Linked DNA regions of Homo sapiens: region 1 is linked to region 2. The links are chromatin loops, found by intact Hi-C in ENCODE. Cell type or tissue: CD4-positive, alpha-beta T cell. All regions are shown on one strand. Links, peaks and the distances in the headings refer to the core of each region. The heading gives the core; the rest is flanking DNA. Region 1 has its middle 7.3 kb from the start of LINC01227. Region 2 overlaps CDYL2 (chromodomain Y like 2).

The links. Peaks named below come from ENCODE experiments on the same cell type or tissue, not always from the same donor. Only the 100,000 strongest peaks of a DNase experiment are listed, where the experiment ranks them.
Region 1: a loop joins it to region 2, with 2.1 times the contacts of the local background. A loop is called at or near these places in 4 of 110 quality-filtered maps.

The regions. Positions count from the first base shown.
Region 1 is chr16:80,575,893-80,584,230 of GRCh38, forward strand. No RefSeq gene overlaps it. Among named protein-coding and RNA genes, the nearest start is that of LINC01227, 7.3 kb to the left of the region's middle. RefSeq lists an enhancer at 4,285-4,774. In CD4-positive, alpha-beta T cell, for the core only: no CTCF peak of the experiment used is centred there; DNase peaks (open chromatin) are centred at 4,369 and 4,779; H3K4me3 peaks cover 356 bases; H3K27ac peaks cover 986 bases.
Region 2 is chr16:80,653,156-80,661,493 of GRCh38, forward strand. All of the region lies in intron 2 of CDYL2 (chromodomain Y like 2), which reads right to left. Among named protein-coding and RNA genes, the nearest start is that of LINC01227, 85 kb to the left of the region's middle. RefSeq lists enhancers at 3,592-3,641, 3,792-3,931. In CD4-positive, alpha-beta T cell, for the core only: no CTCF peak of the experiment used is centred there; a DNase peak (open chromatin) is centred at 3,646; H3K4me3 peaks cover 1,170 bases; H3K27ac peaks cover 1,116 bases.

The sequences.
Region 1 (8,338 bases), core at 219-8,218, 77 kb before region 2:
TGTTCAATTTTATTTAATTTTAATCAATTGAGTTTATGTATTTAAAGTCACATGTGGCTAGTGGCTTCCACATTGGACAGTGCAGGGAAAATGTAGGACTCAGTCTGTGGGCTTTTTGCTAACCATGTCCTTCTCAATGATTCCTTCAGGTCAACCAGCCCTCCATTTCTCTGGGCTAAGGGGTGAGGAAGCCTCTTGGATGAGCTGAGTTCACAGAGGATCCCCCTTTCATGTTTCCAGTCAGTCACAGGTCAGTCAGCCCACCCACAGACATATGCTGAGACCCTATTGTGAGCCAAGCCCAAGCCAGGTGTGGGCACCGTCCCTACCCTGGAGGAGGTCCTGGGCTAATAGGACAAGTTAAAGAATAGCAATAATCATATAATGATATCAATGATGATGATGATCATTATGGTGGTGGTGCCAGTGATGATGAAGATAGTGAAAATGGCAATAATGACAGTAGTGATGGTGGTGGTGATGATAGTGATAAACATGGTGGTAGTAATGATGAAGATGGTGATGATGTTGATGATGGTGATGATGATGATGGTGATGAAGATGGTGATGACTATAGTGGTGGTGATGATGGTGATGAAGATGGTGATGACTCTAGTGATGGTGATGATGGTGATGAAGATGGTGATGACTATAGTGATGGTGATGATGGTGATGAAGATCATGATGACTATAGTGATGGTGATGATGATGATGGTGATGATGATGATGGTGATGACTGTAGTGGTGATGATGATGGTGATGAAGATGGTGATGACTATAGTGATGGTGATGATGGTGATGAAGACAGTGATGACTATAGTGATGGTGATGATGATGATGGTAATGATAATGGTGATGAAGATGGTGATGACTATAGTGATGGTGATAATGGTGATGACTACAGTGGTGATGATGATAGTGATGAAGATGGTGATGACTATAGTGATGGTGATGATGTTGATGATGGTAACAGTGGTGATGACGATGGTGATAATGACAATGGTGATGGTGATGATGGTGGTGATGGTGATGATGACAGACAATGATGCAGCTAATGATGAACAATGATAGTGTTGCTGATAAAGTCACTATCGATGAAATAAGAACAGGGACTTGGAATCATCCTCTGGATTCAAATCCACATTCCACCACTTACTAGCTATGAAGCCATGGGCAAGTCATTTACCCTCTTTGACCCTCAGATTTCTCTTTTGAAAAATAAAATTAATAAAAGCATGTCTGCCTAAGATGGCTAAGATCATTAAATAAAACACGTAAAGCATAGCCTGACACATGAAGGAATGAATAAATATTAGCTTTATTATTATTAGTCACTACTATTTATTCAGGGAATACTACTTCTCAAGTTAATGTCTTAATCTCAGTTAGTCTTCACATTGACTCTACCTCATTTCCATTTGACAAATAAGAAAACTGAGGCTCGGATAAGTTTAGAGAATTTGCCCAGGTTCTTAGGAACAAGTGGGAGTGCTGTGACTTGAATGCCAGTCTACACGACTTCAAAACTTTTCAGGTTGCCTAGTTGCCCACTGTGCTGCAAGTTAGGCACAATAAGCAGACTCAACATGGCATGGTAGAAAGAGAGAAAATGTGGATGCCTGCGTGCACCAGCTAAGTGGTTGGGATAACTTCATTTCTTATGGCTTCAGTGCCTCACCCATAAAATAGAACCATTTCTGTCCCTGGATCAGTGTAGGGAATCCATGGAAGCATATGAGTTCATCAATACAGTAGTCCATGGAAAAGCCTCATGTGGAGCTGGCACCCAGCCACAGTCAATATTAGCTCACGTTATCAGCGAGTATTGAACCATTTTTCACAGGCCCTACTTACAGCACCCCACAAGTACTCCCTTGATGACCTTTTCTCTCTCCCCTTTAATGACACACAGTGCTAACCTCCAAAGCCCTTTTCCTGAGTGGGACAAAGGAGTGTGTTACTTCCCCACACAGTTTTGCACTACTCGGCAAGGCCACAGCGAGGGGGGTATGAGCTCTTCAGGGTCTTGGTACACCCCTGCCACAGACCCTCCCCGGGTTATCACCCTGGTGCATCAGAGTGTAAAGACTCCACAAGGAATTCTGAAATCACCAATGATCTGCTGAGGTGAGAGCTGCCAGGGAAGGGAGAGGGTATTTATAAACCTGGCGCTGGTGACTGAGCCCTTAGGAAACTGAGAGAGAGCAGCTTTCCTGCCCCGCAGGGAAACCAAAGAGGAAAAACACCAACAGGCTTCAACTTTGGGCTCGAGTCAAAAGCCACTGAGGGTGCATCCAGGTCCCCTTCTAAATTTAGAACATTCAGCCAAACCATTTCTCCAGCTCACCGAGCGTCTTTTCCCTTGGCTGGGGAAAGCCAGGGGGCTTCTGAAAGCCAGGGACACAGATGGGAGGTCAGATCCAAACCTGCTTTGCCTCCATTTTTGTTTCCATTGCACTGGGGCCAAGACACTCCAGGCCTTTCTCATGCCTGAGACAGGAGAGTGGGGTATAAAGCAATTTGAAGTCAGAGAGGATGTTCAAATGTTGGCACTGGCTGCTGATTCTAACCAGCCTAAGATCTCAGACTAGCATCTTAAGCTTCCTGTATCTCATTTCCTTCATCTATAAGGTAAGAAAACCTTGGGCAGGTGACTTTTACCCAGGTGAGTCTTCATTTCATCACCTCTTACAACAGGAAAGGAAGGCTTCCCAGGTATCTTCTAGTCCCCAACCCTCAGTTTCCTTATATTTCTTTTTCTTTCTTTCTTTCTTTCTTTCTTTCTTTCTTTCTTTCTTTCTTTCTTTATTCTTTCTTTCATTCTTTCTTTCTTTCTTTCCTTCTTCTTTCTTTCTTTCTTTCTTTCTTCTTTCTTTCTTTCTTCTTTCCTTCTTCCTTCCTTTTCTTTTTTTTTTGAAGGTGTTTCACTCTTGTTGCCCAGACGGGAGTAGTACAATAGCATGATCTCGGCTCACTGTAACCTCCGCCTCCTGGGTTCAAGCGATTCTCCTGCCTCAGCCTCCCGAGTAGCAGGGATTACAGGCATGCACCACCATGCCTGGCTAATTTTGTATTTTTAGTAGAGATGGGGTTTCTCCATGTGGTCAGGGTGGTCTCGAGCTCCCGATCTGAGGTAATTCACCCACCCCAGCTTCCCAAAGTGCTGGGATTACACGCTTGAGCTACCTTGCCTGGCCAATTTCCCTATATTTCACAGGAGAGCAAGACTTACTAGATATCTTCCAGTCCCCAAGCCTCAGTTTCCCTATCTTTCACAGGGAAAAATTACGACTCAGAAAAATTCCAAGAGGGTTAAGTACAATGGCAAGCCAAGAGTGCCTAGCCCAGGGACATATGGTGACACTCAATCCATGTGGGTAGAACCAAGATGGAAACTAGAATCTGCAAGTCTCTATTCTGAGTCTCTCTTTCTCTCCTTCTTTTTTTAATAACTTCAACACACGTATTTAAACATTGCCTATGTGATCCCCAGCCCTATTATTAGTCCAGAGATAAAAACAGGGGTCAGAGCAATTGTAATCAAAAGCCATTTCTCTATCCCCGACCCTGGTGCTATGGTGTGAATTTTTGTGTTCCCCTAAAATTCCTATGTTGAAATGTAACTGCCAAGGTGATGGTATTAGGAGGCGGGGCCTTTACGAGTTGATTAGGTTATGAGGGCAAATCCACCATGAATGGAATCAGTGCCCTTATAAAATAGGCCTGAGAGAGCTCCCTGCTCCTTCCATCATGTGAGGACGCAGTGAGAAGGTGCCATCTGAGAAAGTAGGCTCTCACCAGACATAAAATCTACTGGTGCCTTGATCTTGGACTTCCCAGCCTCTAGAACTGTGAGCAATGGATTTCAGTGGCTTATAGGCTACCCAGTTTATGGTATTTTGTTATAGCGGCCTGGATGAATTAGTACTATCTCCTTCATTAATAATAATAATAATAATAGCTAAAAGCAATTGAGCACTTACTATGTACAGACATTGGGTTAAGACTTTACATAAATTATATAATTAAATCAATTACCAATGGTTTATATATATGTCAGAACCTAGGGTCATTTGATACAACAATAAAAATATAAAATAGCAACAGCAATACAAAAACTTTCCTTCTCTGACTTAATCTTCCCATTATCCCCACTATATGCTACCAGGGGCATCACACATCAGCTCAAGAACAAGCCCCTTTTAGGTATTCCATGGAGCCTGCCATATAGTCCTGCTCACCAGCTCCAGCGCCATCTCTCTGTGGAAGCGTCCATTGCTGTTCCCAAAGCCCCACTGCACTGCACTATGTCCTCTAGCTTGACGCCATCATGGGCTCCAACAACCACCCCTGGTGGGAAAGTACCTATCCCCACTCGGGCTACATCCTGTTTCCCTGGTTAAAAAACACCACGGCTCTGTGCTTGCAGCGCCTCACCAAGTTTTGATATGAAGCAGCTCTTTGGTTCTGTGCTCAGGTTTTACCATAGCTGCCTTGCTCTAGGGGGAGTTCAGTGGGGAAGCGCCTTCCTCAGATATGGACCTCTGTTCTTGCAGCAAGCTTTTGGCCTGGATTCAATCTTCCTTCAGAATGTTTCTTTCCCAGGAGACCCTGAGCAAAGAATCTCCATGAGGCCATCCCATCATCTTCTAGACAGGCCCAGGCATTTCTGACTCCTGCGGTGAACACAATAGTTTGTGCTTCCCAGCTGGGACTCACACTCAGAAGATCAAGCTTCTGGCCAGCCATGTAGCGACTCAAAGCTTGTGGTTGTCTTCTTAGTACTGGGTTGGTTTTGAAATGACTCATCCACAGCGTCTGGCTGCTTTTTGTGAGAAACTTTGTGCATTGTTGAGGCAAATGGTTAGCATGAGGGGTTCATCTCTGCTCATGATGATTGTTCAATACATGCTCAATGATTTAGACTAAATTTCACTCATGCATTCATCAAATATGTATGAGCTTCTGCTCTGTACACCCTACAATGGCCCTAGGATGGCATTTGGAGACACTGATGTGCAAAACATAGTCGCATAGCTGAAAGGGTCAGATATTCATTTATTCAAAAAATGGGCACAAAAATGTACAAAATGCAAAAAATATCTTCCCTTGTGGAACTTGCATTTGAGCATGAATAAGTACATGCAATGAAGTACCAAGTGGAGCTGCTATCAGAGAACTCTGGAAGAATACAACAGGGTGAAGAAGAGGAATGATTAATTCTATGTGGAGAGGGGAGGAGGATCAGGGAAGGCTCCTGGCGGTGGGGGAGAGGGGTGATCCCTGAGTGAAGTCTTGATAGAATAATAGGTATTAATAGGTTTTGAAGACAAGGACACAGTGTAAACAAAGGAATGGGACTGCTGGCTGGTAGGGGAAACCAAGAGTAGATTGTAGAAGTTGGAACATTGAGTACAGGGAGAAGAAGGAGTGGCATCATGAGAAGAGATGAGGTCTATGAAGACCTCAAAATGAGAACTTCTAGTCCGTGGTTCCCTAGGAAACTGAGCCCGAGGGTAAAGCTTTCCAGGGAGTGCAATCCCTGGGAAGTAGAAATGAGGGAAAGGGGGAGTAAGTAAGGGAGGCACTGGGAGCAAATAGAAGGATGTCATTACCCAACTGGTCATGACTTGGTGACAAGATGATCTCTTTGGCTTTACCAGGCATCTTTGCAGAGAACGTGAGAAAGATTGCATCTCTGAAACATCCATCTAAGCGAGGGAAGACAGGGGACTTTACACAAGGCTTCCATAAGGCATTGGTCAACATTTGCCCCATAGGTGATTAACTCCTGCACTTCTGATGTGTAAGCACTGGGCATGTGGGAACACCAGGTGGATCATGTAGTGTCTTGCACCTGGAGGAAGCCCCTGGGCAGGAGAAAAGAGGGCCATGCAGGCTCATGGCCGGAGAGACCCTAACAGTAACTGGGATTTGGAGCAACAGTAGAGGCATGCTCCTCCCTTTGTAATTCAGGCCCAGCTGACGAGCATTAACATCAACACAGACCTTAAGACTGACAGAAAAGACTCTTTAAGTCTGATAAGAAACATGTATATCTATTCTCTCTGAAGCCTACTACCTGGCTTCCCCACCTGCTGCCTCAACAACCTGGCTATAAAACTAGGGAACAATATAAGACGCTGCTAGGGCTGCCCCAGCTAGAAAGCAAGGCAAGTGCTCAGATACAGGATGGTATTTAAACTGAATCTGGTACAAAGCCTTCAATGGATTTTAATCTGTAGAGTAATGTATTCGAATTTGTGTTTTTAAAAGACCACTCCTGGATTTCTCAAAGAACTGAAAGTAGATCTGCTATTTGATCCAGCAATCCCACTACTGGGTATCTACTCAAAGGAAAAGAAATCATTATATAAAAATGATATCTGCTCATATGTTTATCACAGCACTATGCACAGTAGCAAAGATAGGGAATCAACCTAAATGTCCATCAACCAATGAGTGGATAAAGAAAATATGGCATGGATATACATATGTACGTATATACCATATAAAAGTGGTGTATACACACACACACACACACACACACCAAGGAAAACTACTCAGCCATTTAAAAAAAGAGTGAAATAATGTCTTTTGCAGCAACTTGGATGGGACTGGAGGCCATTATCCTAAGTGAAGTAACTCAGGAATGGGAAACCAAATACCGCATGTTCTCACTTATAAGTGGGAGCTAAGTTATAGGTACACAAAAGCATGCAGAGTGGTATAATCACATTAGAGACTCAGAAGGAGGAAGGGTGGGAGGGGGGTAAAGGATGAAAAAAAATCACCTTTTGGGCACAATGTAGTAGTGTGATGCGTACCCAAGTACTCATCACACTACTCAGGAGATGATTACACTAAAAGCCCAGACTTTACTACTGTATAATTCGTCCACGTAACAAAAAACCACTTGTACCCCTAAAGCTATTAAAATAAAAACATTTAATAATAAAAAATTTTAAATTAATAAAAAGACCACCCCAGCTGCAGAGTAAAGAATGGGTTTCGAGTTTCCCAAAGAGTGCTCCATGCACCAATGGAGATATTTCAAAGTATTTTATGTCTTTATGTTGTGCACAGGTTTATTTTACTAGCTAAGTTTTTAGAAAATGTATGTGTATATGTTTTACAGGTGTTTATGTAGACAGTACAATGTTAGATTTTATATAATAAATGCAGTCAATGTAAACAAACGTGCAAGGTTGAATACTACAGATGGGAGAGAGATGTGGACAAAATCAAAAAGGTAAAGTTTAGGAAATGCTGGATTAGACTGAAGGGTAGGTGACCAGCTAGGAGAGAGAATCAGGAGATAAAATGAAAGAACCTACCATGATAGGAATGAGAGGAAGGGATAGATAAGAACAATGTTGAGGAGTCAGGTTTCAAAGGACTTGGTCGTTAACTGGATATAGGAGCCTGAGAGAAAGATTAAAATTCAACGATGCTTTAGCAATAAGAAGGTAAAGGATTCATGGAAGGTCAGATGCAGAACTTCACCCCTTCAACTCTGTGTCCCAACCCCATGGGTTCATTAGACAGAGGATGAGCTGCTGATTTGCCAACCAAGAGCTCCAAAGCCAGATGTGCATGCCCTACGTGTGCTTCAGATGAAGAAGTGTGGACCTCAGTGTGGACCTTCGGAAATGGTGAGGACTGTCTGGGCCGGAGAAGAGCAAACACAGCAGTGGCACAATGGCAACCAGCTGATGAACCATTCTTGTGGGAAACAACCCCAGCCACTTGGATCCCAGCCTGGTGAGTCAGCACCCAGGCTACTGCTTGCCACCCACCAAGAAATGCACATGTTTGGAAATTTGATGACATCTGGAGTTTCAGTCTTAATCAGGCTGGTTTTGGCATTTCCTTTCCAGGCATGGAGCTGTTTCTGGGTATTTTTCAAAATTGTCTATAGGGAATGCCATAGAAAAACCCCTAAACTGAATCTTGCTAGAGCCACACCTTGCAATTCCACGACTTTTGCACATTTATCTAATGATTTGCCGAGTAGCCACACCAACAAAGGACAGAGCAGAGACTGTAAAGGGATGGAGCCAAGCTGTACCTAGGCAGAAAAGTTTCCCCACCTGCTGCCTCACGCCCATCTCTGCTGTGTACCAGGTGTAAACTAAAAATAAAATTCTAAGCCCCTCAACCATCTGAACGGACCCCTCCCCTTGGCCAAGGGCGTTCTAAAGTTAGCCTGAAAAACTAATGCAGGCCATCATGGGAAGCAGGAGTTGGACATGCTCCTGCCTTTGGAGTTCAGGCCCAGCTGACCAGTATTAACATCAACACAAACCTTAAGACTGATAGAAAAGACTCTTTAAGT
Region 2 (8,338 bases), core at 35-8,034:
ACCTATAACTGGTTAAAAAGTGAAATTTGGCTGGGCGCGATGGCTCACGCCTGTAATCCTGGCACTTTGGGAGGCCAAGGCAGGCGGATCACCTGAGGTCAGGAGTTTGAGACCAACCTGATCAACATGGAGATATTCTATCTCTACTAAAAACACAAAATTAGCCGGGCATGGTGGTGCATGCCTGTAATCCCAGCTACTTGGAAGTCTGAGGCAGGAGAATCGCTTGAACCCAGGAGGTGGAGGTTGCAGTAAGCCGAGATCGCACCATTGCACTCCAGCCTGGGCAACAAGAGTGAAACTCCGTCTCAAAAAACAAAAAAGCAAACAAACGAAAAAACAAAAAAGTGAAATTTATTTTAAAGAGTATTTTAATTTCTTATTTTTCTTCTTTTTATTGTTTTAACTTTTGTGAGTACATAATAGGTGTACATATTTAAGGGTACATGAGACGTCCTGATACAGGCATGTAATGTGAGATAAGCACATCATGGAGAATGGGGTCTCCAATTCCTCAAGCATGTATTCTTTGAGTTACAAACAATCTAGTTACACTCTTTAAGCTATTATTTTAAAGAATATGTTTTAGGAATTAAGTTCATTAAAAATGATGACAATGCTTCCCAGGTGATTCAGACATGCAGGCAAGCTTGAGAACTTCAACCCATGGTTCTTACACTTGCGTGTACACAGGGATCATGGGAGGATTGTGAAAAATCAGGCTGCTCCAGGGTCCAGGCTTTGAGAGCCAGGATCCAGACAACCCAAGAATTCCTCAAACCCCAGGAGTCACTGTGGTGTCGAGTGTGAGCCATCTTCCTCATGCATGGGGCTGCCCCATGCTTGCATGCCAACGGAAGTTGGAAAATCTCCTGGACTGTCACCATTTCTGCCAATGAAGTGAGTGACTGCCCCGTGCAGGATGGAGCCACATCTCACGATGACTCTGCTCAGCCGTGGTGATTTGGGGAAGAAGGGTGCAAGGAGACGCAGACAGGCACTGACCATGTGCTCAGCGCTCTGCCGGGCTGGGTTGGGAAAAAGTCACTACAGAGACTGAGACTCCGGAACCCAACCAGAAGCCCAGCCCGGGAAGCCAACCTGTCCCATGCCCCTCCTAAGGAAGATTACTGTGTGTACACAGCCTGGACAGGCTCCGTGTTCTGATCCTTGGTGAGCAGGATATGAGGATCAAGTAAGATAACATTTAAAGAAGCAGCACACAGTAAACCAGGAATAAATGGTGGCTCTTATTTGCTTTATAATCATCATGCCCAGCTTAGCACAACACCATTCTGGTAATATTTGCTGTCTCTCTAATAACATAATGTCTGAAGGCAAGGCCACTGGCACACTCAGAGCCCAGCGCTGCATAACACCCGTGGCACCTAGAAGCCTACAGGAATTGCCCCTCTGCATACAGGGCCCTGGGTCCACCTCCGGGTGGGCTCAGGCTCATAAATGGCATTGGGAATCTTGGAATCTCAAGGACCAGGCCTAAGGCAGGGACCAGAAAACGCTCCACCAAACCCTGCTACATGCAAGGCAACGCTTCAGACATCAGAGCTGCCCGGCATGGAGATGGGCCTGTGCCACCCACAGCTTCTGTGAAGCCCCAGTTTTGTATTGTTCCCTTACCAAAAGCAATCAGGCTTTGTCAAACATCAAGATGCAGCTCCTGACACCAGGTAAAATGATTCAGTGAACTTCGGAGAGTAAACACGAGTGTCTAATTACAAGGCTTGTGTAGAGGGAGTTGTTCCTTCAGGGTTAATCTCAAACCCTCAGCAACTCAGAAGGCCTTCCTAATCAGACAGAGCTGGCTGTGGTTTCTGCAGCGGCCCAGGCAGATCCAGGGCACGGTCCCGTTCGTGGAGGCTTCACCTCATGGGAGCTGCTTTTGGTGGGCGCAGGGTGTCACCAGATGCCCAGAGCCTGGGGACATCCATCCCTGCTGGGGCCAGGCCAGGCCTTTTCTGAGCAGCTCTAAGGCTGGGTGTCAATTATTGAACAGTCTTATACATTTGCCATTCTAGTTAGTCCATTTTACAGATAAGGAAAAGTGAGTACCTTGCTGGAAGTCACAGAGATTGTAAATGGAAGAGCCAGGATTGGAGCCAGCCATCTCCTCATTTTATTCATTCATTCATTCAAAATCTAGTTACTTGCCACCTCCTATGGGCTAGGTATCTACCAGGTGATGGGGATCCAAAAGAAAGTAGAGAAATAGGGCCTGTGCCCTCATGGAGCTTGCTTTGGGTTGGGGAGATGAAAAGCTAACAAGTAACTAATACCTAAAAAAATTACAGATTGGAAAACAATAGGGTGATGTGATAAAGAGTGATGCAGGGAGGGGAGGTGTTCGTGAACCCAAATCTCATGGTCTTTCCATTAGCGCAACAGGGTGGAGAAGCACCCGAAGAGACGAGGGCCCTGAGGCCATCTTACCAAATAAGCCATGAAACTAGCAGAGGCAAAGAGACCCTCCTACCCTCTGCCAGGACACTGGGCTCGCCTCTCCGATAAACTTAGAAAGATGCAACACCTCTGAGCCAAGCAGGGATCAGAGCCTCCTTGAGTACTGGATTCAAAATGTGTGCAATTCTGGATGCGGGTGGCTGAAACGGGCCTTCTCTCCAGGAGACGCAGGGGAATGGTGCCTCCAGAGCCCCTCAGACTCTGCCCTCTCACCGAGCAGTCCTCGAGGTCCCTCTCCTTCAGGAGCATCATGCTTCCCGAGTGACAGCAACAAGCTGGCAGGGAAGACGCTGTGAGAAACAGAACATGTTGGAACTGTGGAAGCTTAGGGCTCTGCAGTCAGAGGACATGGAAATAATCCCAGCCCTACATTTGCTAATGGGAGAAGCAAGGAAGCCACACGAGCTCTTGAGCATTGGTCTCCTTGTTCCCACAAAATATGAGAAATGAGATTCAATCTTACTTAGTATTTTAAAAGGTAGGGGCTAAAAGTACCTACTCTTCGGGCTGTTTTGAACTCAATCAATTAAAGAACTGACCTGGGGTCAATAAAGTGCCCAGCACACTCCAGGCACTTCTCCAATGTCAGCTGGAGGACACCAAGGCATTCAAAAAGGAGGAACTAATTGGTGAGTGTCCCTAATCATGCCTCTCCTACTCCCAACCCCACACCCAGGCCTAGGCCAAAGATTAGGCATTCCAGGCACAGAGGGGACTAACTGCTCTGCTGAGCCCAAAAGCCAGGGTGACGTCCAGTCGGGGGCACTGCCTGCATTCAGATCCCACATCCCCCTCATGGGCTGCAGGGCTGGACAACTTGCTCGCCTGTTCTGTGCCCCCACTGTCCTGCGTGTGAAATGGGAGGGCAGCTGAGAAGTAAAGGAAATGGTGCATGCTACATATCTGGAAAATAGGAAAGCCCCCATCATGCTAGTTTCCTTCCTTCTGTTCCCCTCAAGACTTCCAACATTCCCTCCTTTAGCGTACAAAGGAGTATTTCCCATTAAGAAGGCTCCATAAACTCACGTGCTGACACCGTGCCCCTGTTCCAAACATACAGAAGCGACAGATAAAATACAAAAGGAGAGAGTCAATAAGATGAAGCCGGGCTCACAAACGAGATAATCATCTCTGCGTATGAGAGGCACAACACTGACACAAAGCAGTCAGTGGGGTGGGAGAGGGGAGGGAAGATGTGGGTTCTTCAAAGGCAACAAGGACTAAGTCTTCCCTGCAAGATGGGAGGGGGAGCCCAGGCTTAGAGCTGGAAGCCAGGGGATGAAGTGAGCTGTCCACCCTGAAGGCAGTAAAACAGTAACCAAGGGATGTGATATCCACGGCTAAGGCTTTATTAGGATCTCAGGACCAGGTAGAGGCGAACACAAAACTATCAGAGAGAGAGAGAAGGAACGAGAAACGAAAACAAAACAGAAACTTTGCTCTTGAAATGAGCCTGCACACCAAAATACCAAAACTTGTAGACAGCTCACGCTTAGAAAACAAGCCAGCAAAATCAATACTCAAAACATGAATTACTCCAAATAAAATTAAATTAACATCATGAAACAATTTGACAAGGACTTTAAAATAGGAACATTTCAAATGCTCAGATGCAAGAAAAACATTCATTTAAAATAAACAAGAAATGTTCAAACAAAAGCAGACAGAAAGGAAACAAGGACAGTGAATAGCATAAAGAACTAATTAAACAGCAAATGACAAACTGGGAAAAACAGTTGTGTATCACAGATAAAAGGCTAATATCCCCAATTGTAAAGAACTTTTAAACACTGAAGATAAGAAGACCAAAAATTCCTTCAGGAAAAAATGAACAAAAGACAGAACAAACAATCCACAGCATTACACAAAAATGGCCCTTAAATAGAAGAAATGGCTCCAAATCCACCCAAAAGAATAGTGCACATTAAAACTCATAACAAAGAAAATTAAAACTACACTGAAATACCATTTCTCATGCATCTTATGCTTGGCAAAAATTCAAGACCTTGACAATATACTCTGCAACAGAGAATGTGGGGAGTCAGGCATTATCTTCATTGTGGGGGAGATACAGAAAGGTACAAGTGTGATGGGAAGAAATTTGGCAGTATCTGACAACACTGTTTATGCACTTACTCTCACGAAACCCAGCAATCCCACTTCTAGAAATTTAACAGGAAAACTGTACTTCCAATGGTACAAATATATATATGCATAAAATTATTGTAGCTTTATCTATAACTGCAAAATACTGGAAACTACCTAAATGTGCAAGCATAGACTGGTGAAATAAACTACGATGCACCCACACAATAGAATACTATGTCGCTCTAAAAAAGAAAGAGCTATCTCTATGAATATGGAGTGGTTTACACAGTATACATTCCAATAAAGAGAAGAAAGGTGGAAAAGTACTTTACCTTTAAATGTAAAAAAAAAAGATGGGAAAATAACATAAATTTGCTTTTTTTTCCAAAAAAAAAAAAATCACAAGAAGAATAAACCAGAAAACAATGAAATTGATTATCACAAGTGGTTGGCAGGGAAAATTGAGTAAAAGGGATGGGGAAGAGGTGACCCTTCTTTGAGGATATCTTTTTGTTTTAATTTTTGGAAGTATGTTAAAACATGTTAAGATATAAAATAAAAGCAATAAAGATGGGGGGTGGAAATAAACTAAATGAAAAGAGAAAGAAATAAACCTAATCGTCTTTCAAAGGAATAACATAACCACATCAAAAGGGGAGAGGGGAAGAACAAATACAAATAACTTTTGGATATAATATTATGAATATACAACAGATAAATCTTGAACTCTTCTTAGTGGGTTTGCTTTTCACTGTGGTAAGAATGGAGCAATTCTAAGATTATTTTATGAGTAGTTCAGGATTGAGAAAATGAGTAAATATATGATATTGTGGAGAAATAGGATTCTCTCTGTGGAAGAAGACATACAAATATGGGATGCAGAGAGGCAAGGAAGAATCCAGTGAGGTTAAAATGGATCATAGGTATTGGTAAGAATTCATGATTTTAAAAATTATACATATTTCCTAGCTCTGTCAGCTGAAAAGGCTTAGAAGAAATGAAACCCAAATAGCAATGAGCTATGTAGATCCCACATGTTGGTTTCTAAATAACAATCCCACTAAAATAAACAAGGGCTCCTAGAGAAATGGCTGCTTCCAGGGCTTGGGCAGGTAAGGTATACTTTGGGCTAGAAAATCTTATTGTACCTAAAAATAGGAAGTGATCAAAAGAATAGCCAGGCATTGCAAAAGGGCATATAAGGCAGCTTGAAGGGGCTCCCACTGGCCAAATCTTGGATGTTTTCAATAGTAAAATAAATAATGGCAGTAATAGATTATAAACTGTCACATAAAGTAAGAATCCTTGAATTTGTACTCACGATAGAGGTGATGGATGGATGGATGGATGGATGGATGGATGGATGGATGGATGGATGGACAGACGGATGGATGGATGAACAGACAGATGAGATGGATAAGAAGGAAGAGCATCATATCAGCTAGTTCAGTGCATAAGCTAAATCTAACCTTGAAGAAACATTAGATAAACTCAGTAAAATAACTAGCTTGTATTCTTCAAAAATGTCAGCGTCATTAAAAACAATGGCAGACTGAAGAACTGTTCCAGATTAAAGGAGACTACACAGACATGGCAACTAAAGGCATCATGGAATTCTAGACTGTATTCTATATTGGAAGAAATAAATATCTAAAAGACATTATTGCGGTAATAGCAAAAAAACTGAATGTGGGCTAAAATAAAAGTATTGCATCAACGCAAAATTTCTTGAATTTCTTAACTACATTGTGTTTACTTAAAAGAATATCCTTTTATAAAATATCCACACTAGATATTAAGGGGTAAGGAGGCATAATGTATAGTCTACACTCAGATGGTACAGAAAAAGAACAATTTGTATATAGTTTATATAATGTGTATATATTATAAATATGTGTGTCTATATACATATACATATACAGACACACACAGAAAGAGAGAAAAAAGTTAAAAAAACTGGTTAATCAGAAAATGGGTCCTTCATAGTTTTCTGTAAGTTTGAAATTATTTCAAAATAAAAAGTTAAATATATTTTAAACATAAATATCCTGCAGATAAGAATCAAAGTTCTATATAAGGGATAACTCTAAGAAAAGAATAGCTGAACTTTTTGTAGAACTCAAAAAGAAAAAGTTCTCAGTTTGAAAGAGCACTCTAAGTACCAAGCAGGACACACAGACAAATAATATTAATGATAAACTGTAGAATTCCATGGGTAAAGAGTTCTTAAAAAAAAGCATAGACAGAAAAATCATATTGTCAAAAAGGAATGGCAGACTGAAAACAGCAATAACAGAGGCTTGAAAAAATGAGCTACTATTCATCAAAATGCTGAGACAAAATAACTGTCAACCAATTTTATACCCAGCTAAAGCAGCATTTAAAGGACCACATAAATGGACATTTTCAGGTGTTCTAACACCAAGAAAATTTATCTACCACAGACTCTAAAAAAATTAAGAGAAACTTAGCAAATCAAAAATTTAATTCAGAGGAAGACACGGGTAAAAAAATAGATTTTTAAAATTTTAGTAAATGTAATTACTGGCTGTGAAAATAATAATCAATGGTGTTTAATAATGTTGGGTGTATAAAATAATAGTAAGATGTGGAAGAGACATGTTCAATGACAACTGAAAGCCAAGCAGAAGGAAGCATCTTGCCAAATTCAGTAAGAGGACATCATATTTGTTAGAAAAAGATCATACTTTAGTATGTGTGCTGAAGTTTAAAAATACAATCTACAGCTAGCTTCTGAGTCAGCCCAAGGAGAAGGAATGTATAAAATGTATCAATCCAGTGAAAAGCATTAAAAGGTCAGAAAATAGGAATGAGAGAGGGAACAGAGAACAAGAATGGGTAAAAATAAAATGCTACCTAAAATAGGAGAAATAATCCAAATATCTCAATAATTACATTATTCTGTGAACATATTAAACTCATATTAAAAGACAGAGATAATCACACTGGATAAAATAATAAAGATGTGTGTAAGATTTCCTGAGGAGAAACTCTGAGACAGAAAGAGGGATCTCAACTCAGCAAAGAGGGGAAGAAAAACTGCCCAATCAATAGAGAAATGCCAGAAGGATCCCAGGGGAATCAAGAAATGGTGCACAGTGGTCTACATGCAGCAACAAAAGGTGTCAGGGAATTCACTGCAGTGTGCAAGACACAGAAGGAAAGATAGAAACTTGTCATTAAAGATACAGGGGCAGCTGCCCCTGAGCTAGGGGTAAGCTGTCTGAGAGGGCAGGAAGTGGAGGGCTGGGGTTGGGGTGAGGCCACAGAGCCTGAGACAGACAAGGACAGACCGTAGGGCACTTCTACCATGCAAATAAGTTTTCAGAAAACACAGCCACTCCTGGCAGGGCACAGGAACCATGTCCAAGTTCTCCACCAAGAACATTTCAAACCCCAGGTACAGAACACCACCACATTCCCTTCAGGCCTGGAGGAAGGGAGGAAAAGTTTAGACAGATCGCTGAAGGATGCTATCCCCAATTGAGGGATACATTATCCATTCTGGTTCCTCACTTAACACAGCCATCCTCAGAAACCAGGGTGGCTCCTTGATTATTATGGGCAGCTGGAGTAGAAGTGATCTACACCTGCCCCCACAACAGTGTGAAATGGAGACTCCAAGTGTCACTTTGGCATATTCCCCAGAGTCCTTTCTCTCAACTATGCAATACTCACAAGTTGCTGAGTGCCTACTATGGGATTCACACAGGTTGTCTCATTCCATCCTCATCACGACCCTGTAGGACAC